Regions from separate parts of the Homo sapiens genome. Here region 1 is linked to region 2. A link is an interaction called in ENCODE POLR2A ChIA-PET data of the cell type or tissue named here. Cell type or tissue: CD4-positive, alpha-beta T cell. All regions are shown on one strand.

What was found. ChIA-PET counts read pairs that join two places held together with the same protein. Peaks named below come from ENCODE experiments on the same cell type or tissue, not always from the same donor. Only the 100,000 strongest peaks of a DNase experiment are listed, where the experiment ranks them.
Region 1: POLR2A ChIA-PET joins it to region 2 with 15 read pairs; 3 of 35 experiments call an interaction of 5 or more read pairs at or near these places.

What each region holds. Positions count from the first base shown.
Region 1 is chr12:101,470,631-101,475,630 of GRCh38, reverse strand. It overlaps SPIC (Spi-C transcription factor), which reads right to left and starts at 295. Exons shown (of 6, transcript NM_152323.3): 1 at 129-295. It also overlaps the pseudogene RNA5SP367. RefSeq lists an enhancer at 955-1,650. In CD4-positive, alpha-beta T cell, no CTCF peak of the experiment used is centred here; no DNase peak of the experiment used is centred here.
Region 2 is chr12:101,728,486-101,733,485 of GRCh38, reverse strand. CHPT1 (choline phosphotransferase 1) reads right to left here. Exons shown (of 9, transcript NM_020244.3): 9 at 4,412-4,585. The coding sequence ends at 4,541. It overlaps SYCP3 (synaptonemal complex protein 3), which reads left to right. Exons shown (of 9, transcript NM_001177949.2): 7 at 1,820-1,918; 8 at 4,273-4,377; 9 at 4,506-4,838. The coding sequence ends at 4,559. Among named protein-coding and RNA genes, the nearest start is that of SYCP3, 8.5 kb to the left of the region's middle. In CD4-positive, alpha-beta T cell, no CTCF peak of the experiment used is centred here; no DNase peak of the experiment used is centred here.

The DNA.
Region 1 (5,000 bases), 260 kb after region 2:
TTGATTACTATGATTGCTTAATATTTCTTGCATCTGAACACGCAGACAGTGAGAAACACTCATTAGGCCAAAGGAAAAAATGAACAGTGATTAGAAGATATTTAGAAAAACATAAGCTGAGAACTTACCGGGAAGACACTTCAACCCTTTATAGAGATGTTTCATTAATATCAGAACGGTAAATTCAACGGTAGGCTATCATGAAAATAAAAAATTATTTTCCAGTGCAATGGCTCTGATGAAAAAAAATAGTAATATTTTTTTTAAAAATTAGAATTGTTAAGACATAACCATCAAGAACATACTGGCAGAGTTGCATTAAATAGCTGTTTTTAAGGAAGTTCTTCAAAAGGGGATTTTTTTTAAAAGATACAGTGCCTTCACAATTTCTATTTCATGATATGATTAGTAGACACCAGGGGCTATTATTTTGAAGAGGCACATAGTAGTTTGCATCCCATCAGCCAAAAAGCAAAAAAGCATTAGAACAAGCCCCATGAATCCCCCGCCCAACTTAGGTTGCAGCTCTTCAGATTGCATAGCCCCACCGGAAACTTCTAACCCAGGCAACTCAGGCCCACCCTTCTTTTTTTAATTCATATTACTTCTCTCCCAATTCTGGACTCTATACTCTCTTTCTTGCCTGGACTGTCAACAGCCTTCACTCTGGACTCTCCAAATCGGTCTTTCCTCCTAAACTACTTTACTTACACTGCCATTCACTGATCGCCTTAGAGAGCTTAAAGGCTTAGGGCCCTTGTCCTGACATTCAAGGCTCTTGAGCCTTAGCCTTATATCTTGCCACTCAGTTGAGTGGGGATAATAGAATCCATGCTCTTGCTTTCCTCCACACCTAAATTCAGTAGCGGCTCCAAAATGGTTAGGAAAACCTTATGGGGGGCCATGTGGTTGGACATACCTGAGGCTGCTGCATTCCTAATGCAGGTCCCGTTCTCTTACTTGGCTTCAAGGTTTATTTGGGGTGGCTCTGTTGGAAATTATGAGACGCTCCCTCCACCTAAAATACTTTCCTCCCAGTTCATCCCCCTGCAGATTCGCCCATTTTATGTTACCTGTCCATCAGTGTCCAAAGCAGCATCCACTTGTACACGGTGGAAATAACCTTCCTGTCCCCTGAAACACATGTCTGCCTCTCACTTGGCTAACCTGAAACCTGCCATTTTAATAGCTGTCACATTTTGGCCAGGGGGAAAACCGCCTAAGAATTTTTTGTAAACCTTGTGGGTGGGGAGAGTGAAGAGGGTCTGTGATTTCAAAGCTGCCAGTAACTTCAGTTTTGCATTGTTGGAGCCTAACCTCACCTTTGATAGGGGACTATTGTTTTGGACCAATTACTTTTTTGAGCCAATTTGTTATGCAAATGTTAACACACAGTCCTTCTTCTGATATGCAGATCTTATAATAACAGGTATAAAACGGTAATCACTAATGTTGATTTGTTTTTAATCTGTACTAGTCTACACCCTTTTCAAGCCACCTTATTTGGTTCATTCGTTCAACATATTACTGAGCTCTTCACTCTTCTGGGCACTGCCCCATGTCCAGGAGCTACAGCCCTGAACAAATCCTTATGAGAAGAAATGATTTTTAAAAAATAAACACATTGGTAAAGTATTAGATAAGAAGTGTCAAAAACAACAATACAAAAGAGAAAGATTATGAAGACAGTGTGCGAATAGCCAGGAAAAATCTCTGAGGAGGAAAGCGGTGTGAGCTGAAACCCAAGAAGAAGACTTAAGAGTGAGCAGGCGGGCAGGGTGTCTGGTGCCTATATCCCCGCTAAGCAGCTACACAGGAGGATGGCTTGAGGCCAGGAGTTTGAGACCAGCCTGGACAGCACAGTGAAACCCCCAAGAAAAATGGAGTGCCTCCCCACCCTGCCTCAGAAAAATGAAGGAGTGAGCAAAACAAAAAGCAGAGATGCAAATATTTGGAGGAGCACCTCCTGGCAGAGGAAGCAGCAGGTGCAAAGAGCCTGGGATGGAAATGAGTTTGGCATTCAAGACACAGAAAAAAAGCGGGAGGAGGAGAGGAGGCTGCAGGAAAATGCACCTGGGGGCTAAGAGGCAAAGTTGGAGAAGAAAGAGGCAGGATCCAGATCAACATACACATCAAGCCCTAAAATAATCACAAGTCATGTATGGCAGTCGTTATCTGTGTACCCCCATGTCACAGATGAGGAATCTAAACTGAAGTTCAAAGATGTTTTGTGATTTTCCCTAAGGTTCAACTTCTAGTGAGGTGGGCTGGGCCAGATCCAAATTTGGGTTAATTCCACTTCATGTGCACGCTCTCAGCCCTGGAGACCTGTGTGTGCAGTTGAGGCTGCCTTCGACCAGGTGCTCAGTCCCAACGGCAAACTCCACAGCACCCAGCCCATGCTTGTCACATATTAATACTACAGGTGTGGTGAGTATTTGAAATGAATGTAAACACAGTGAACTTTTTTTTTTTTTTGAGACAGAGTCTCCCTCAGTCCCCTAGGCTGGAGTGCAATCGCATGATCTTGGCTCACTGCAACTTCCACCTCCTGGGTTCAAGCGATTCTCCTGCCTCAGCCTGCCGAGTAACTGGGATTACAGGCCACCACCACATCCAGCTAATTTTTGTATTTTTAGTAGAGACGGGGTTTCACCATATTGGCCAGGCTGTAATCCCAGCTACTCAGGCTGGTTAATTTTTGTATTTTTAGTAGAGATGGGGTTTCACCATGTTGGCCAGGCTGGTCTTGAACTCCTGACCTCAGGTGATCCACCCGCCTTGGCCTCCCAAAGTGCTGGGATTACAGGCCTGAGCCACTACACCCAGCCTGAACTTTCTTTTTTTTTAATTTTTAATTTTTATTTTTATTTCCAAGATGGAGTCTCTGTCACCCAGGCTGGAGTTCAGTGACGTGATCTCGGCTCACTGCAACCTCTGCCTGCCGGGTTCAAGTGATTCTCCTGCCTCAGCCTCCTGAGTAGCTGGGATTACAGGCCCACGCCATCGCACAGGGTTAATTTTTGCATTTTTAGTAGAGATGGGGTTTCACCATGTTGGCCAGGCTGGTCTCAAACTCGTGACCTCAGGTGATATGCCTGCCTCGGCCTCCCAAATTGCTGGGATTACAGGCATGAACCACCACGCCTGGACTATTTTTTTTTTAATGTAAATAAATTAAAACCCTGATATTTCTAGGTGGGATCTCATCCAAGTACTAAACTGGCCCTACACGCCTTGGTGTCTAAAATCGGAAGAGGTCAGGCCTGTTCAAGGTGTTATGGCCATAAAAAAGTGATTTTTTTTTTTTTTTTTTTTGAGAGTGAGCCTTGCTCTATCGCCCAGGCTGGAGTGCAGTGGCACCATATCAGCTTAATGCAACCTCCACCTCCTGGGTTTAAGCAATTCTCATGCCTCAGCCTCCCAAGTAGCTGTGATTACAGGCGCCTGCCACCATGCCTGGCTAATTTTTCTATTTTTAGTAGAGATGGGGTTTCACCATGTTGGCCAGGCTGATCTCAAACTCCTTACTTAGCTCAAGTGATCTTCCAGCCTCGGCCTCCTAAAGTGCTACGATTACAGGCATGATTCACCGTGACCGGCCAACAAGTAAACTTTCTAAGCTAGCATTTCCCCAACTATTGTCTCTAGAGTTTGATTATGCAGGATATTAATAAATGAACCTGGCAAAAGTGTTGAGTGGAAGCTAGGGTTGCTGCCTAGAACTTCCTTAGTGAAGTCAATGAGTGTGTTGATTTTTTTTTTTTTTTTTTTTTTGAGGTAGGGTCTCACTCTGTCACTCAGGCTGGAGTGCAGTGGTGCAATCATAGCTCACTAAAGCCTCAACCTCTTAGGCTCAAGTGATCCTCCTGCCTCAACCTCCCAAGTAGCTGGGACTGCAGGCAGGCACCACCATGCCGAGCTAATTTTTACATTTTTTGTAGAGATGGGGTCTCACCATGTTGCCCAGGTTGGTCTCGAACTCCTGGGCTTAAGCCATCCTCCTGCCTCGGCCTCCCAAAGTACTGGGAATACAGGTGTGAGACACTGCATACGGCCTGTTGGAGATATATGTATATATATACAACCCTACGTTACAGATGCAAAAACAGAAATGCAGCTTTAGGGTTCTCTGTAGGGCTAAGATGTGAAGTTGTTTTGGCATCTTGAAAAGTTAATGCAATAGACTTTTAGCATTTTAGAAGTCAAAACTCCTATCTCTTGAGAATCTGATGAAAGCTGGCAGTTATTTTCCCAGGAAAATGCCATCAGCACACATTTTCAGGCAAACCCTCCCAGTAGGGCCAGTGAACTCCAATTTGGGAGCCCCTGCAGTATTTATTTAATATATGGACACCAATGTTTCCCTCAACTCCAGAAATGAGCTGAGTAACAAGCTAAGGGCTCTGAAGAGAGGATCCCTGATTGACAGATTCACTTTTGCAGAAGTTCATTGTCCTCAGTGGCAATGGAGATTATTTTAGAAAATCTTAAGCAACACATGTGCTGGCGTACAAATCATATGGTGACACGCTTCAGGTGGAAGACTGTGTTTTCTGAGAATAGGGAACTGCAGAACCCAAAAAGGGAGATCAAGTTCAAGCTCTTATCATTCCTCACAAATTCTTCTTCAATAATTCAGTTGTTGAAGTGACTAAAGAATTTGGTCTTAATCTTGGCAAGATCTTTGGAAACTCCAATAAGCAAATAATAAAGATTGTTAGCAGACTGGGGAGAAGGTGCTAGAAAACTCCTCATGTTTGGCTGGGTGCGGTGGCTCACACCTATAATCTCATTACTTTGGGTGGCTAAAGTGAGAGGATCGCTTGAGGCCAGGAGTTCAAGACCAGCCTGGTCAACATAGTGAGACCCCCATCTCAATTATTTTTTTAAAAAAAGAAAGGAAGCCTGGGCACGCTGGCTCATGCCTGTAATCAATCCCAGCACTTTGGGAGGCCAAGGCGGGAGTTCGAGACCAGCCTGACCAACATGGAGAAACC
Region 2 (5,000 bases):
GGTTTCATTAACCATTGCTGGCCATGTGTTTTAAACCTACTGAACTGTAAACCACAGACGTATAGGCACATACCATACTCATAAAAGGCATTTATATTGTTTGGGGTTCCTGCATTTCCAAGTGACAGAAATTTGTCAAAGTACAAAAGAAGGATCATTGGTTTATGTAAAAGAAGTCGGGGCAGTTTAGCTTCAGGCATAGCCAGATGGGAACAGGGAGGGGGTTGCTCATGTAGTGTCATCTGGGTTCTGTCATCAGTACTTAGTAAGGTGTCTTGATGTAGTAAGCAAGATAGTTTTTACAGTCCTAGGCTTATTACAAGTTTAGTAACCCCAGTGGACTGAGAAAATCTTTCTCAATAGCTCTGGCAAAAAATTCCTCTGGGAAAATATGACTGATGGGAGTTTGGATCATTTGCCCATTCTTGAACCAATCATTGTATAGTTAGCCCTCTGTATATAAGGGTTCCGCATCTGTGTATTCAACCAATCGTGGATGAAAAATATTTGGAAAAGGCTGGGCGTGGTGGTGGTTCATGCCTGTAATCCCAGCACTTTGGGAGGCCGAGGCGGGTGGATCACCTGAGGTTGGGAGTTTGAGACCAGCCTGACCAATATGGTGAAAACCCATCTCTACTAGAAATACAAAAATTAGCCGGGCTGTGATGGCGTGTGCCTATAATCCAAGTTACTCAGGAGGCTGAGGCGGGAGAATCACTTGAACCTGGGAGGCGGAGGCTGCAGTGAGCCGAGATTGTGCCACTGCACTCCAGCCTGGGTGACAGAGGGAGACCCTTTCTTGAAAAAAAAAAAAAAAGAAAAAAGAAAAAATGCAAATTGGAAAAATAATCCAGTGTTACAACTATACAGCATTTACATTGTGTTAGGTATTATAAGAGATCTAGAAATGATTTAAAGTATGTGGAAGGATGTGCATTGGTTATATGCAAATATGATGCCATTTTGTAACAGGAACTCGAGCATCTGCACATTTTGGTCTCCTGAGGGGTTGGGTGTCCTGGAACTGGTCCCCCCAGGATACCTAAGGATGTCTGTAGTCAGAACATTGTTGACTTTTAATGGCCAGACTTGTGTTACCTGCAAGTGAGGATATTGGGGGTAGGGATGACAGTGTAAAATAGATAGGATGGATTTGTGGCACTGATAGATTATTGAGCTGTAGTACTAAAAAGAGTAAGTTAGAATGGTAAAGAAGTAGTGGTTAAATACTAGGATAGACAGAGAAACAGTATGTATAATGGTTAGAGCCTGGATGCCAGCAACAATACTGTTTTGGATCAAATTCTTGTTTGAGCAATTGTAGCTGTGAAACCATGGACAGATTATGCCTCAGTTTACTCATCTATGAAAGGGGAATGCTGAGTATCTATCTCTTAGAAAGTTTACCATTACTAATACTGTGTAGTGGTTAGAATTATTAGTAATGACAAAATCTAGGGTGGGAGTATGTAAGTCAATGGCTAAAGTAGGGTAGAGGCCAAAATCATTGAGAAACAGGTCACGAAACGGAAAACCATTATTATTGGAAGGATCATCTGTGTGGACATTGAAATCACCAAGAATTAAGACATGACTTGATTATTGTTAAAATTTCCCATTCAGCAACTGGTAGAATTAATATATTGTTACATATTAGTGGTGAACATAAATTATCTAAATGTGGTCATAATAGTTGTTAAAATTTTAAAAGCATTGATTTTTAACACTTTCTTTTAAGTTTAATGTAGAATTATTTTTTCTAAATTTAAAATTTTACCCAAATTGTTATTACACAGTTTTTTTTCTTTTATATTTGTAGAATATGTTTCGACAGCAACAAAAGATTCTTCAACAATCTAGAATTGTTCAGAGCCAGAGATTGAAAACAATTAAACAGTTATATGAGCAGTTCATAAAGGTTTGTTGTATGTGGTAACACAATACATCGTTATAAAACATAATATATTTATGGAAGTAGAAGATAATTCTTTCTAAGTTTATGGGAAAAAACATTTTAGACTTTAACTACTTTTCCATTTTGAATTCATTGTTTCTGATTTAAGTGATAAATATATTTTTACTTGAGGATTCAAATGGTTTTGTTGGGATTATTCAAGACAGGAAATGGTAAATTGGGAATTTTACTTAGAAATATACTTATCATGCATAAAATCCATACTTTAATAACACTTCAGTCATAGTTCTCTGTTTAAGTGAAAATAGACTCTATAATAATCATTTTTAGGTTGTATTTTACTTGTTTTTTTATCCCCAGTGTTTGTTAAATAGAAAGTACCCAAATTATTGAATTCTCTTGTTTTCAAATGTATTATAGAAGTATTTTATGGCACATTTGCTTTTAGAATTATTACAGTGACCAAAAATGAATTTATATCCAACATAAAATAACAGATATAATAGACATCTGAGGATTAAAAGTCTGTGGATTGATAATTATCTACTGACACATACATATTAGCAAATTGTAGTCTGTACCCCTCTTGTTCAGGCAGAAATATACTTTTTAGTAACTATTCATAGAAGCTCAATGGAATCTTGCATATACTTTTTTTCAGTGGTGGTTCCTTTAGATAGTCTTGTGCAAATACATGTTAAAATAACATTAAAGGAATTGGGATGCTCTAAGTAAACTAGCAAAATTGTTTTAAAATAAATATTTCAGAATAACTTTAATATATATGGCCGAGCACAGTGGCTGACACTTTGGGATGCCAAGGCGAGATCACTCGAGCCCAGGGTTTCAAGACCAGCCTGAGCAACATGACAAAACCCCATCTCTATTAAGAACAAACAAACAAACAAAAATAGCTGGGCATGGTGGCACTCACCTGTAGTCCCAGCTACTGGGAAGGCTGAGGTGGGAGGATCACTTGAGCCCTGGAGGCAAAGGTTGCAGTGAGCTGAAATCGTACTACTGTACTCCAGCCTGGGCGACAGCGAGACCCTGCCTCAAAAAAAAAAAAAAAAAAAAAATTATACACACACATGTTATTTTAAAAAGTATTTCCAAGTGGAAAACTTGTTGTCTTGTTCCAATGCTCTGAGAACCATTTGGTAGTTGGTGTGAAGTTTTGATAAAGTACTAGATAAAGATTTCTTCTAAATGTTATCACTAAATGTTACTATTTAGGATAGGAACTATAGTATAACCTTTGACTCTTCCATCTCCTTTCTCTGTCACATCCAGTTATTACTAGGCCCTGTAATTTTTACTTCTGCAGTGGTTCTTTCTTTTAATGCCCACTGCTACTACCCTAGTTTAGGACCTCATTATTATTTGCTTGTACCATTAAAATTCTTAACTGATGTCTCTGTTCTCCAATCTATCCCTCCTAGATCTGCCATATTATCTTTTAAAAATATATCTCTTCCCTCTTGAAAAACTGTCAGTAGCCTCCTGTTCTAAATTCTTAGGTATTGAAGATCCCCCTATGACATGACCCTCTTTTTAAGCTTCATTTACTACATTTGTTCATTACCCCACCCCTCCACATAACTGCTTTCTCTCAGCTCACTATGTACTTCCATGCTTCTGCTTATGCCCTTCCCCTAGAATATATTTAACTCCTTTTTCTTTATCTATTGAAATCTTAGTATTTTGCCCACTAAATTGGAATTAATCCCCATTTTCCACTATATCACCACAGCAAGTTGTGCTTCCATTCCTATTATAAAATTTTTGTTTTGTTCCTATGTTTTTTTCTCATTGCCATCAGGAAGCAATCATGTATTATTGTTTTTTAATTTCTCTACAGCACTTAATACACACCTTTTACATAGTAGGCACCAGATTAACTGTTTGTTGAATGAATAATAAAGACGTAAGACATAATTTTTATTTTTCATAATGTGAAAGAGGTTGTACTATAGATTATTTTATTCCCTCTAGTGAATTCATGGCACACTATTAGTCATAAGTAGATTATTGCTTGATATTTGGAAAGCTTAATAGAAATGGTTTTTACTGATGTGGGACTTCCAGTCTTTTTTATCTTGACCTTAACAGTTCAGGAAACCCATTGTGGGCAAAGTATACTACATTGTACTTCCTATAACATTTTATTCATGTCTTATATTTTTTCTTTTTTAGTAGGTATTTTGGTATTCATGTATTACTTAGAATATTTTTATTTCAAATAGATGAGCATTTGAATATTCAAAAATTACTACTTTTGAAAATTAATTGTACAAGTTTAGAACCTGAGATGAAAAGTGGTCCTTTGTAACTTAACTTGTCTTTTGTGTTTTTAGAGTATGGAAGAGTTGGAGAAGAATCATGATAATCTACTTACTGGTGCACAAAATGAATTTAAAAAAGAAATGGCTATGTTGCAAAAAAAAATTATGATGGAAACTGTAAGTGATCATATTGAAATTGAAAAAATAAGGATTAATATAAGCAATGAAATATTTTATTTGCTGAAATAGGTATAACACTTAAATAAAAATTAAACAAATGTTTAATATCTCCTTCCATGAAACAGCAGCAGCAAGAGATAGCAAGTGTTCGGAAGTCTCTTCAATCCATGTTATTCTGATGACTCTTTGAAGAAAGAACTTGAACCTAAGTAATATGATACAATTATAACGTTAGCTAAGAAGCATATTGTAAGTCTTTAGAATAGTTTAATTGTAACATCTTTAATCATAAACCTGTTTCATTGTAAGACCTCCCTTTCTGTTAAGTCAAATCTAAATAGTTATGAGTTAGTTAGCAACTATTCCTAAAGAATATGTATTAAGCTTTCAGCTCTTTAGTAATGATAGTGAATTTTTCTCTCTAACACTGTCAATTAAATAAAGACGATTTAATTTTAGGTTTGGCTTCATTGTATCTCTATCAATCCCAAAAGGTAGAAAACCAAGTATAGAAGGTTATGTTCTTTAAGGAAAAAACGGAATACAAAATCTATTTTACATGTACATCCTTTTCTATATACTTAAGTTGTACAACCGATTCTAATGACAATAAGATGCAT